2 separate regions of the Mus musculus genome follow, and region 2 is linked to region 1. A link is a contact called in ENCODE Hi-C or POLR2A ChIA-PET data. All regions are on one chromosome and are shown on one strand. The core of a region is the stretch at or near the end of the contact, and the rest is flanking DNA. Distances in the headings are between cores, read along the strand shown. Region 1 holds the start of Bcr (BCR activator of RhoGEF and GTPase). Region 2 overlaps Bcr (BCR activator of RhoGEF and GTPase).

Region 1 (5,809 bases), core at 2,262-4,761:
GCAGGTCTCTTTCTGCTTACTGTGTGGACCGCTGACCTAGCAGCTGCCGGGAGCACTTCAGTACAAATCCATTGAAGTTCAATTCGACATTCTGCTCTTTGATCCATTGAAGCCAACGTTTTAGTGCCTGGGATCCACATGGAGAAGGTACACAGATTTTAAAACGTTGACTGTGGCGGGAAGTTCTGGACCATGCATAAGGCCCATTTGGTGACTTGACTTGCCTTTAAAATGAAGCCTAAGTCTCTTAGGGATATAGAAGCCTACCTATGATCTTACCTCCTGCTCCCCACACCGACCTCATCTCCTAATTTAGCTGTTCCTCAAATAGCTACTTTCTGAAGCCTCTTTCTTGTTCTCTATCTCATCTGCTATAGCCCTAGCCCACTGCCCTAGCTGTGGCCCTAGCCCACTGTCACCTTGTCCAGGCTAGCCCTTCCCCAACTTTTGCCTTATTCTCTGCTGACCCAGCTCTGCCTGCCTTCTCTTTCAGTCTGTTTGTCTTTTGTGCTCGCTCTCTCTCTCTCTCTCTCTCTCTCTCTCTCTCTCTCTCTTACACACACACACATCTCTGCTGGCTGTGCTTCTTCTGGGCCATACATATATCCCAATTTGTCCACTACTTGCTGACAAATAATCTGAAAGCTTGCAAAGTTAAGACCTAGCAGAAACAAACTCTGGAAGGATGAGATAGACTGTAGTATGGATGATCCTTACGCCTCTCCTTACCCTGTCCTGCTAGTGAAGGACAGATGATGAGAACGCGCTATAGGAAAGGAGAGGAAGGGAGAGGAGAGAGGCTCTGTGCAGAAAAGAACCAGAAGCTTAGTGTTAGCCAGGGTGGTCCTGAGGATGAAAGGCTTTCCTTGGCTGTCTGACGGGGGGGGGGGGGGGGGACCACTATCTGGCTGTGCCCTTGTACTCAACGAGCACTTTGCTATGTCAAGAGAACAGAGCCTGCAAAACCCAACGGACAGCTTCTGAGTTTTAAAAGCAAATTTATTTATTTATAAAATATTAAAAGCTAGCATGCGGGCGCATAAACATAGTCCCAGCTGCTCAGGAGGCCGCAGCCAGAAGTGGATCACTTGAGTCCAGAAGTATGGGCCCTCATCTCAAAATAAATGAACGGTTGAGTACATGGAAAATATTTACAGGAGAGGGAGAGGGAGGAGTGTGGTTCAGTGGCAAAGCGGATGCTGAGCGTGTTAACAGGTCCCGGGGTTCCAACTCCCAGCACCTCACACACCAAAAACTCTGCACAAATTATCATATGGATGAATGGCAGCACCCTCTCCCACCAAAGTACTAATTGCTGTTCCACACATTAATGGTTATATGGGCCCTACCAAGCCTACTGGGAACTTAAGGACCCAGTCAACAGGGGGGGGGGGGGAGAAGAAGAAGAATGTAGTCTTTGGAAGAGTCTCCTTTTTTCAGATGGCCAGGAAATAGGGTTCCAGAGGCCTGAGCTCTTCTCGTCTCGCCTGCCTGGCTCACTTATTGAATGAGCCCATCAGATCATTATGGGCGGCAGCTAGTATTGATTGTGACCCTGTGAGGTCACGGCTTTGGCTTTTTTTTCTCTCCGTTCTCTCTCCCCTCCCTCTCTCTCTCCTCTGTCTCTTTCCTCCCTGTATCTGTGTGTCACTGTCCCTGTTTGTCTCTGTGCTCTGTCTCCATCTCTCTTCTGTCTCTCTCCTGTCTCTGTGTCTCTCTGCCCCAGTCCCCTCCGCCACCCCCCCCTCCCCGTGTGTGTGTTATCTGTCTGTGTCTTTCTCCTTTTTATGTACTGTTAGGGATTAATCCATGTCTTACCAAATAAGACCTCTACCATTGAGCCACGCCCCCAGCGAGGATCAGGCTTTTTAACTTGCTCATTCTACCAAGGAAGTACTTCACTGTTGTGCTTCTGGGATGCCTGCTCTCTCTCTCTCTCTCTCTCTCTCTCTCTCTCTCTCTCTCTCTCTCTCTCTCTCTCTCTCTCTCTCTCTCTCTCTCTCTCTCTTTGTTTTTGTTTCAAAGCTCAGAAGTCAAGTCACCAGCAAAACTATTTCTTCTCTGCAATTGCGTTGTTTACTGCCTGCTGGGCAAGAGGTAGGCGGGGAAGGAAGGAACAAGAGATTAAAAATGTCTACAGAGGGCAGCAGCGAGCTGCACAGCGCTCACAGAGTTCCTGAGCGGGGCTCCAAAGACTCGCCAGCCCTACCAACGTTAACACAAACTGAACCCTACTAGGTGCAGACAACAGGCTGGATGGAAGCGAGTTCCAGGGCCGGAAAGAGAATCCCGGCCTAAGTCAGGGAGGCCCTGCTGATCTGGCTGCTGGCGCTGGGCTCTAATTCTCTAGAAAAGCATGATAACAGTTTATAACCAAGGAAATAACAGTTGTGGAAGCAGGTGTTCTGGTTTTATCTCAGAGCTCGGGGAAACTGAGGCACGGAGATGGGAGAAGTGGTCAAAATTGAAGCTGTTCTTCAGCTGCCAAATCCTATTGCCTTTCACCTCACCCAGCAGGCTGGCCTGGGTTTCATTTTGTATTCTGGAGAGTTCCTGCAGAGAGCATCTCTGCTAAGTGCCTCAGATCCCTAAGCTTCGTTGGGAGCCATTAAAGATTTCCTGTCTTCCACCAGCTCTGTTGCTGAGAAGGAGGTGTGCGATCCTTTCACAGAAAGAAAAAGACCCCGAAAATACTACATTGGCCTCCAGAGGTCAAAAGTCATTACTCAGGAAGGGAGATACGTTGACCGAACAGATGGGGAGACATTCCTAAGTTATCATTCAGTGTAAGGAGTCCGGTGACAACTGAGTGGCCATTGTGAAGCTTCATCACCCACCTCCAGCACCAGAGGTTCACTGGCTAGCACCCGGGCTGTTGGCTTGCACCGTTGACCTGCCCCGGTTGATTTCTCAATAGTTTGGGCCCTGCTGGGTGTTCATTGGTGCGGTCAGCACCGAGGTTGGTGGATGCAGAAAAGAGGAAACAGGCATGAGAGTCTCCGTGGTGAAAGGATCGCTTCGAATCACCCGGTCTGGGGCGCCTCTGTGTACAGAAGGGGATCAGACCGGTTAGCAGCCGTCCCGGGTCCGATTTAAGGACCCAACGCTCTTCCCGCGGCGCGGCCCCTTTAAGAGGCGCGCCCAGCCCCGTCAGCCGCTCCGCGGCCACCGCCCCCCGGTCCTCCCCTTCCTGCAGCGCTGAGTGCGGGCCGGGGCGGGAGTGCGGCGAGAGCTGGCCGTGTCGAGCGGAGCGCCTGCCCGGAAAGCTGCGGAGCGGGGCGGGGCGGCGCGGGAACCGGAGGCGAGGAGCCCGCGGGGCTGCGGCCGTGGGCCGGCGGTGGGCCTGCTCTGCGGAGGACGGCTCCCGCCGCCGCCGCGCGCGCTGCGGAGCCCCGCACACAATAGCGGCGTGCGCAACCCCGCGCCCTTCCCCCCGCCCGCGCGCGCCCCCCACCCCCAGCCGCCGCCGCCGAGCCTCCCACCTCACCTGCGGCCCCCGGGGGCGGGCATTGTTCGCCGCCGCATCCGCGGGGCCATGGGAGCCACCGGGCTCCCCAGCCCGGGCCCGGTGAGAACGCCGCGCCGCCGCTGAGCCGGACTCCGGGCGCGCAGCTCGGCGGCGCAGGTGAGCCGGCCGCGCCATGGTGGACTCGGTGGGCTTCGCCGAGGCGTGGAGGGCGCAGTTCCCGGACTCGGAGCCGCCGCGCATGGAGCTGCGCTCGGTGGGTGACATCGAGCAGGAGCTGGAGCGCTGCAAGGCCTCCATTAGGCGCTTGGAGCAGGAGGTGAACCAGGAGCGCTTCCGCATGATCTACCTGCAGACGCTGCTGGCCAAGGAGAAGAAGAGCTACGATCGGCAGCGCTGGGGCTTCCGCCGTGCAGCGCAGCCCCCCGACGGCGCCGCCGAGCCCCGAGCGTCCGCCCCGCGCCCGCCGCCCGCGCCCGCCGACGGCGCAGACCCGGCGCCCGTCGAGGAGTCCGAGGCGCGGCCGGACGGAGAGGGGTCACCGAGTAAGGGGCGGTCAGCGTCCGCCCGCAGGCCAGCGGCTGCTGCATCGGCGGACCGGGACGACCGAGGGCCCCCCACCAGCGTGGCGGCGCTCAGATCCAACTTCGAGAAGATCCGCAAGGGACCTGCCCAGCCCGGCTCTGCCGACGCCGAGAAGCCCTTCTACGTGAACGTCGAGTTCCACCACGAGCGCGGCCTGGTGAAGGTCAACGACAAAGAGGTGTCCGACCGAATCAGTTCCCTGGGCAGCCAGGCCATGCAAATGGAGCGCAAGAAGTCCCAGCAGAGCGCCGGGCAGGGCCTGGGGGAAGCACCCAGACCCCATTACCGTGGGCGCTCCTCGGAAAGCAGTTGCGGCCTTGACGGTGACTATGAGGATGCAGAGTTGAATCCCCGCTTCCTGAAGGACAACCTAATAAATGCCAACGGCGGCAACAGGCCCCCTTGGCCGCCCCTGGAGTACCAACCCTACCAGAGCATCTATGTCGGAGGCATGATGGTGGAAGGGGAGGGCAAGAGCCCTCTCCTGCGAAGCCAGAGCACTTCAGAGCAGGAGAAACGCCTAACCTGGCCTCGCAGGTCCTACTCGCCTCGGAGTTTCGAGGACAGCGGAGGTGGCTACACGCCGGACTGCAGCTCCAACGAGAACCTCACCTCCAGCGAGGAGGACTTTTCCTCTGGCCAGTCCAGCCGCGTGTCACCAAGCCCCACCACCTACCGCATGTTCCGGGACAAGAGCCGCTCACCCTCGCAGAATTCGCAGCAGTCCTTTGACAGCAGCAGCCCCCCGACGCCACAGTGCCAGAAGCGGCACCGGCAGTGCCAGGTTGTGGTGTCTGAGGCTACCATCGTGGGTGTCCGCAAGACTGGGCAGATCTGGCCCAGTGATGGGGACAGCACCTTTCAAGGGGAAGCAGGTGAGTGCCTTGTGTGGGCATACTTGGACCTGTTCTGGACTCTTGAAGTAGATTGGCATGGGAGAAAATGGGTACTTTTTGGAGTGATTTTCAAGTGCTTTTGTGCCTCTTTGGCCCTGCGCCTGAACTGACTCCACCCCCTTCTTCCTGAAGGGGAATGGATGGGGGTGGGGGAATAGAAGGGAATGGCTGGTGGTGTGCTCTCTTGGGTCTAGATCTAGAGCAAGGTGGGTTTTGCGGAAGTATTGGGAAAGAGATGGCCACGTGCCCTCTCCAAGCTGGACCACAAAGTCGGTCATCTCTGCCACCTGGATTAACTCCTTGAGTGGGGCGCGGGGGGGGGGTGTGTGAGGGGGAGAAGGTGATCTGTGCAGGCTCTCCACAACCCGCCACCTGGTTGTTCTGGTCTTGGAGTGGTAATATGACACGTTGGGGGAACCCAAGATGTGCAAGCTGCCTGAGGGCTTAGATGTGTCAGATTCACTTGTCAGCCAGTGAGCAGGTGAGGAAAGGAAGCAGAAGTTGTGACTCAGTGGGCTACTGAAAAGCAAGAGGTTGAAGATCTTACGTGAGGTAATCCCACACCATCCTGACTGATTTGGCTTGGACAGGTCTTACCCATCATTACTCACCTGTAGACTCCTCCATCAACTGCCACTGAATTTTGTCTGTCGTTCTTTTTCAAACCCAGTGCTGTGCCAGTTCAAGGCATTCTTACACCTCTGAGTTAGGTCTCCAGACCCCACCTTCTTTTCTGGTCTTCCAGCGTGCTCTTGCCCCACTTCATTTTCTCAAGGGTGAGCTTTCAACAGGTTCTTTTTCTATTTTTTATTTTTTTCCAAGACGGGTTTTTGTGTGTGTGTGTGTGTAGCCCTGGCTGTCC
Region 2 (5,253 bases), core at 610-3,109, 38 kb after region 1:
AGTATCTGTTGCCCCGCTCCCATCCTTTTTAGGTCTTCCTATTCTAAGCAGTGGTTCTTGGTATTCGTCTTGCAGGTCCCTCAGGAAGTGTTTCGAAATAAAAATGTAATAAATGAATACATGGGAAAACCCGTTCAGCTTGCATGTGGGACAGTGGGTGGTTAGAGTTGGAGGAAGGGCTCTACTCCTCCAGTGAGGGCTCCTGGGCCCTGTGGGTTGAGGGTTGCAGGCTTGTATTAGAGCGGGCTTGGCACTCAGGTTGTGCTGAAGGGAGAGCCAGGCCAGATTCTCCTATCTGTTTCATGGAGGAAAGTCAGGCTCTTGAGATAAGTGGTGTGAACATGTCCAGATAAACATGCCTACTCCAGGGAAGCCTCTTCAGATAGCCACCTCCCCCCACCCCCAATCCTCTGTAGAGATTTGTCCCATCACATGTTTCTGCCCCTGCTCTCCTCATCCCGGACTCCTGCTCTCAGTTACTTTTGTTTTAACTGAAGCTAGAGTGAGAAAATGCCTCCCTCAGATTGACCTGTGGGCTGGGTTAGCATTTTCTTGACTAATGATTGTGATGCATACTGGACTGGCAGTGGTGCTGTTCCTGGATAGGTGTTTCTAGGTTGTCTGAGAGATCCGGCTGAGCCAGCCGTGGGAGTAAGGCAGTAAGTGGTATTTCCCTATGCTCGTCGTGCCTCAGTTCCTACCTCCCTGCTTGGGTTCCTGTCTTGACTTTCTCCATGATGGGCTGTGATTGGGATGTATAAACCAGATGCACCCTTTACCCCCGATGTTGCTTTTGGTCAGGGTGTTGATTACAGCAGAACAAAGTAAACCTTAGACAACAACTAAGAGCCTTGGATCTTCGTGATCAGACCCTGCAAGCACCACAGCCCCTTAAAGTTCTCCAGGCTCCACGCAGGTTGTGAGCGGTAGAAGCCCTCAGCTGGGTGGGCACCAGGTCTAGCTTCTGCCACTGGCCAGTGTCTCTGCTTTCCTCCCCATCTTGGGGGTCATGAAAGAATTCTAGATTATGTAGCCATGGTTCCTGGAGCTCTGTCCTTTGTGTTTGCTGGTTGAGATTATGCAGCCATGGTGCCTGGAGCTCTGTGCTTGCTGGTTGCAGTGACCAAACCCATGACCACCACCATGTGACATGGAAGCCACCATGTGGGTGAGGGAAACCAGGAGAGTCTCAGCCTAGTCCTTCTTGTGCTAGGGCTGACAGTGAGGAGGGTCTGATCTATTTAGCAGTACCTAGGTGAGAGGAGAGGTGTGGATGCTCGTCTGTTTGTACCACGTTGGGGGACAGGACTTAGTCTGGGCAGGAATAGCCAAGAATGAGCTGAAGTATTCTGATCTCTCATTAGCATTTTGGCCCTAAGTGTCGGCACAGGCGTTTCCCCAAGGCAGAAACCCTTTTGAGATAGCCTGGCCCACCCTGGGACTGGAAGGAAGAAGGTGCAGGCATCTCATAATGGCTTGGCTTGTTTCTATTCATGTGTGGTGGTGGTTGGTTTGGGTTTTTTTTTTTTTTTTTTTTTTTTTTTGCTTTGTTTTGTTTGTTTGGTTGTCTTTCTCTCCTGTCCTGAAATGAGGTAGCTCTGCGGTCAGTATCTATCAGTGGCTAGGATGAATAGCCTATTTACTAGTTTCACTAAGAGGCCTTTTGCCTGTGAGAGAGGTCAAGCCCCCGCACAGGGAGGCAGGAGTGTTTACAGAGTGAACAGCTGGTGCAGGGTGCAGAGGTGACTGATCCCTCATTATGGAGGAGGGAGGGCCTGCAGCGTGCCAGCCCGTTCTGTCATGCCTGTGGTCCTAATGATCTGATGATGGATAGATGGACCCAGGGTCTGGCTGGCAGGGCAGTAAAAACAGGAAACCGAATCTTTTGAAAATAATCCAGGGGGAGGGGAGAAAGTGAAGCAAAGCCCTTTAGCCAACAGATGGCTCTCAGAGATGTATCTTCCAGAGGGCCTTGTATTCAAAGCTGAAAATGCCAACAGGCCTGCAAAAGGCTGTGACGGCTAGACTGAGGACGCTTCGGAGGGTAGCAGGCATTTGCAAGGTCTGTACCTAGCAGCGCATGTTCTTGCAAGAAGCGTACCCTTCTCCAGCCTCTCTCCCTATACCAACCAGCCCTGAATGGTGTGTGGACCCCTACTTTGAGTGTGGCCTTTTCCTGCCATCTGCTCTGCTCTGCCCTGCCCTGCCCATGTTAGCCACTGTGCATGCCCAGCTCATCTCCCAAGAACCCCACCTTTCTTTCCTTCTAAGAAACCCACAAGCTAATCATGGTTTTGAGTTCAAGATTATGAATCTCAAGCTGGCAGTCTTACAGGGCTGTGTAACCTACATTTGGCTTTCCTACCCTTCTGTATGGCAGGACAGCTCCTTCATTTTGCTGAGATTTTTGCCCTGCGGGTACTTCCTGTATTCTACTTGTTTGCCTAGTATCGGCTACCAAGCTGTCACCAGATCCTCCAGGCCTCAGCATTAGCTTCGGTACTTTGCTTCTCCACTTTTTTTATTCCACCTTTCTTCCTAAATATCACATAATTTGTGGCTTCACCACCTCTCTTGGTTCCTTGCCCTTCACACCTTCCTGTAGCGTCCTGCTCACTCTGATACCTAGCGAACACTGAACTTGTAGCTCCTGAAATGTGGAGCCATCCTGGTACTTCGGCCCAGGGAATGGTGCTGTTAGAAGAGGGGGGCCTGTTGGAGTAGGTGTGGCCTTGCTGGAATAGGAATGGTCCTGTTGGAGTAGGTGTGTCACTGGATGTGGACTTTTAAGACGCTCATCCTAAACCGGGCAATGGTGGCGCATGCCTTTAATTCCAGCACTTGGGAAGCAGAGGCAGGAAGATTTCTGAGTTCCAGGACAGCCAGGGCTATACAAAGAAACCCTGTTTCGAAAATTAAAAAAAAAAAAAAAAATCTCATCCTAGCTGCCTGGAAGCCAGTATTCTGCTAGCAGCCTTCAGATGAAGATGTAGAACTCTCAGCTTCTCATGCACCATGCCTCCCTGGATGCTGCCATGCTCCTGCCTTGATGATAATGGGCTGAATCTCTGAACCTGTAAGCCAGCCCCAATTAAATGTTGTCCTTATGAGAGTTGCCGTGGTCATGGTGCCTTTTCACAGCAGTAAAACCCTAAGACATTAAGTCTCTGGAAGACATAGCCTCTGGTGCCATTGCCAGCCTCTCTGGCTGTCCAGAGGGGAGCATTCCGTCTGCTGCCTATTTTTAAAGCCATCTGAACACACAGCAGACTCCCTCAGTACCTTGCTGTATCTTCTCTCAGAAATGCATAAAGCACTTCAGGTCTCAAGTGGAGGTGACGTCGATCTCACTCCTGCTGAAAGTCCTTCTGAAGGGAGGCTTACACTGGTGCTGGGGAGATCTGTGGGGAGTGTATAAGGGAGAGGACCTCCTTAGAGGAAGCCAGGTCCAGGTGGTAGGGAGTGGCCTTTACATCTGCCAGTCCAGGCTGTCCCTCCAACCCATCCATTTTGGCTCAGTGGTTCCAACTGTTCTTGGAGAAGCATCAGCTCCAGGCCACACCCAGATAGGAAATGCTGAGAGCACCAGCCCCCTGAGCCAAGCCTTGACAGGCTGGGTCTGCTGGGGAAAGCTAAGAGCAGAAGCCCCGGGGCTGTCTGAAGCTTCTCCGCCTACTTGTACGCGCAGCTCGCTTCTGTTTTATGGATGCTTGATACATAATTCATGCCGTTCCTAGCTAGTTCTTGGGATGTCGGGCAGATGGGCCATGGGTGTGGCCTGGGGTACACTCCTCTGGGCCTCCATGTTCCTGTCTGTAAGGTGGGACTTAATAACCTCCACCGTCCTGGCTCCCTGGAATTGTGGTAACAACCGGAGAGAACAGCGTGCCTGCTCTGTGGCTTAAGGAGACAGATTCCATTCGAATCCTGGCTCCTCAGTTTGGATAAAGGGTTAGATTTAATTTTTATTTTTTGGGCTTTCTCCAAGGGCCCCTCACATGGCAGCTTCCCAATATCCCCGAAGCCTGTCTGTTAGAACACTTCCCACTGAAAGTAGGGCAGGATCTGCAGAGACGAGCTCCCCTCTCTCTCTCTCTCCAGTGAGCTCACCACATCTCCCCCTCACCTCCCCATGCCAGTTGTGCACGGCACGGCACTGGAGCTTCTGAGGGTGCAGAGGTTCACGCTTCTGGTCCCCACACTTCCGGTCCACACGCTGTCACTAGCTGTGCTTCGTTCCCTCTCTCAGGCCTTAGGTGCCAGCACTGATGGGAAATGATTTGTTCATCCTCACATCAGGACCCCAGGCTTCTGAGAGTAACCCCCCTCAGGGGAAAGTAGGCCAGAGGGTGCTTCACCCTGCCAGATCCTCCGGCTGTGTGTTTGTGTGGTTTTGTTTTTGTTTTTCCTCTTCAGCATCTAACTTGTTAGCAGAGATGTGAATGGCACATCTCTCCTCCTCCACTCCCTCAGCATGGGGTGAATGGGAGATGTCAGAAGGGAAGTGTTTGGGGCAGGGAACCCGCTTCTGGCTGAATGCAGGACTGGACAAAGATGCCCATAGTGCTGAGTGTCTTCCGAAAGAAAGCTCTCAGCTCCTGATGGGTCTGTGGCAGTGGTGTTCGGGAGTAGTGTACCACCCCAACAGTGGAAAAACTCTGATCTCTCAAGACTCAGAGCAGGCTGTCAATTAGTGGCGCAAGTTATCCTTCTTCTCCTGGTTGGATGCACTGATGTTTCTGCCCGTCCTCCATTTTCACAAGGCATCTTAGAGACAGTGGCAGCATCCTGACCACAAGTGACCGTCTTCTACCTCTTCATAGTCTCCCCTCTAGAGCAGACCTCCAGTGTCTGTGCATTGTTTCTGTCTCTATTCCAAAGGCTCATTAGGCACATAACATGTGTAGGGTTGGTGAAGACAGACCTGTCTTACTCCTCTTTCTACCTCTAGCCAGCCACTGTGAGGCCCGATGGAGGTCGCCAGTCAAAATAGGAAAGCAGGACACACAGAAAAACGAGAAAGTGATAGCTCACGTGGTGTTGGCGGGAACGGTTGATAATGACGGTCAGGTAACTCATACAAGCTTAAGTGCGGTACAGGTTTAGAGCAGAAATGTTGCTGGAGGCTGAAGAGTAGAGAGAGGTCAGTGTCAAGGCTGAAGCTATGATTTAGTGACATCAGTAAGTGTAAGAAGACATGTGCGTAGGGGTACAAGCCAACATGGCACTTGGTAGGTTCTGTGCCATGCCCAT

Evidence for each region. A loop is a pair of places that touch in the nucleus more often than their neighbours do. ChIA-PET counts read pairs that join two places held with the same protein, here RNA polymerase II (POLR2A).
Region 2: a map of left cerebral cortex shows a loop between it and region 1 (2.6-fold over the local background). The contact joins the enhancer-like site here to the promoter of Bcr in region 1. A Hi-C loop is called at or near these places in 11 of 37 maps with a recorded cell type or tissue (T-helper 17 cell, gastrocnemius, heart and 1 more). POLR2A ChIA-PET finds 5 or more read pairs at or near these places in 2 of 5 experiments (Patski and embryonic stem cell).

The regions. Positions count from the first base shown.
Region 1 is chr10:75,057,385-75,063,193 of GRCm38, forward strand. Bcr (BCR activator of RhoGEF and GTPase) reads left to right here and starts at 3,512. Exons shown (of 23, transcript NM_001081412.2): 1 at 3,512-4,926. The coding sequence starts at 3,642.
Region 2 is chr10:75,096,910-75,102,162 of GRCm38, forward strand. All of the region lies in intron 1 of Bcr (BCR activator of RhoGEF and GTPase), which reads left to right. Among named protein-coding and RNA genes, the nearest start is that of Bcr, 39 kb to the left of the region's middle. Within about 2 kb of position 1,860, at least 2 of the 3 ENCODE cell types and tissues checked have a DNase peak (open chromatin) inside an H3K27ac peak, as active enhancers do; they include gastrocnemius and left cerebral cortex, where a contact is called at or near this core.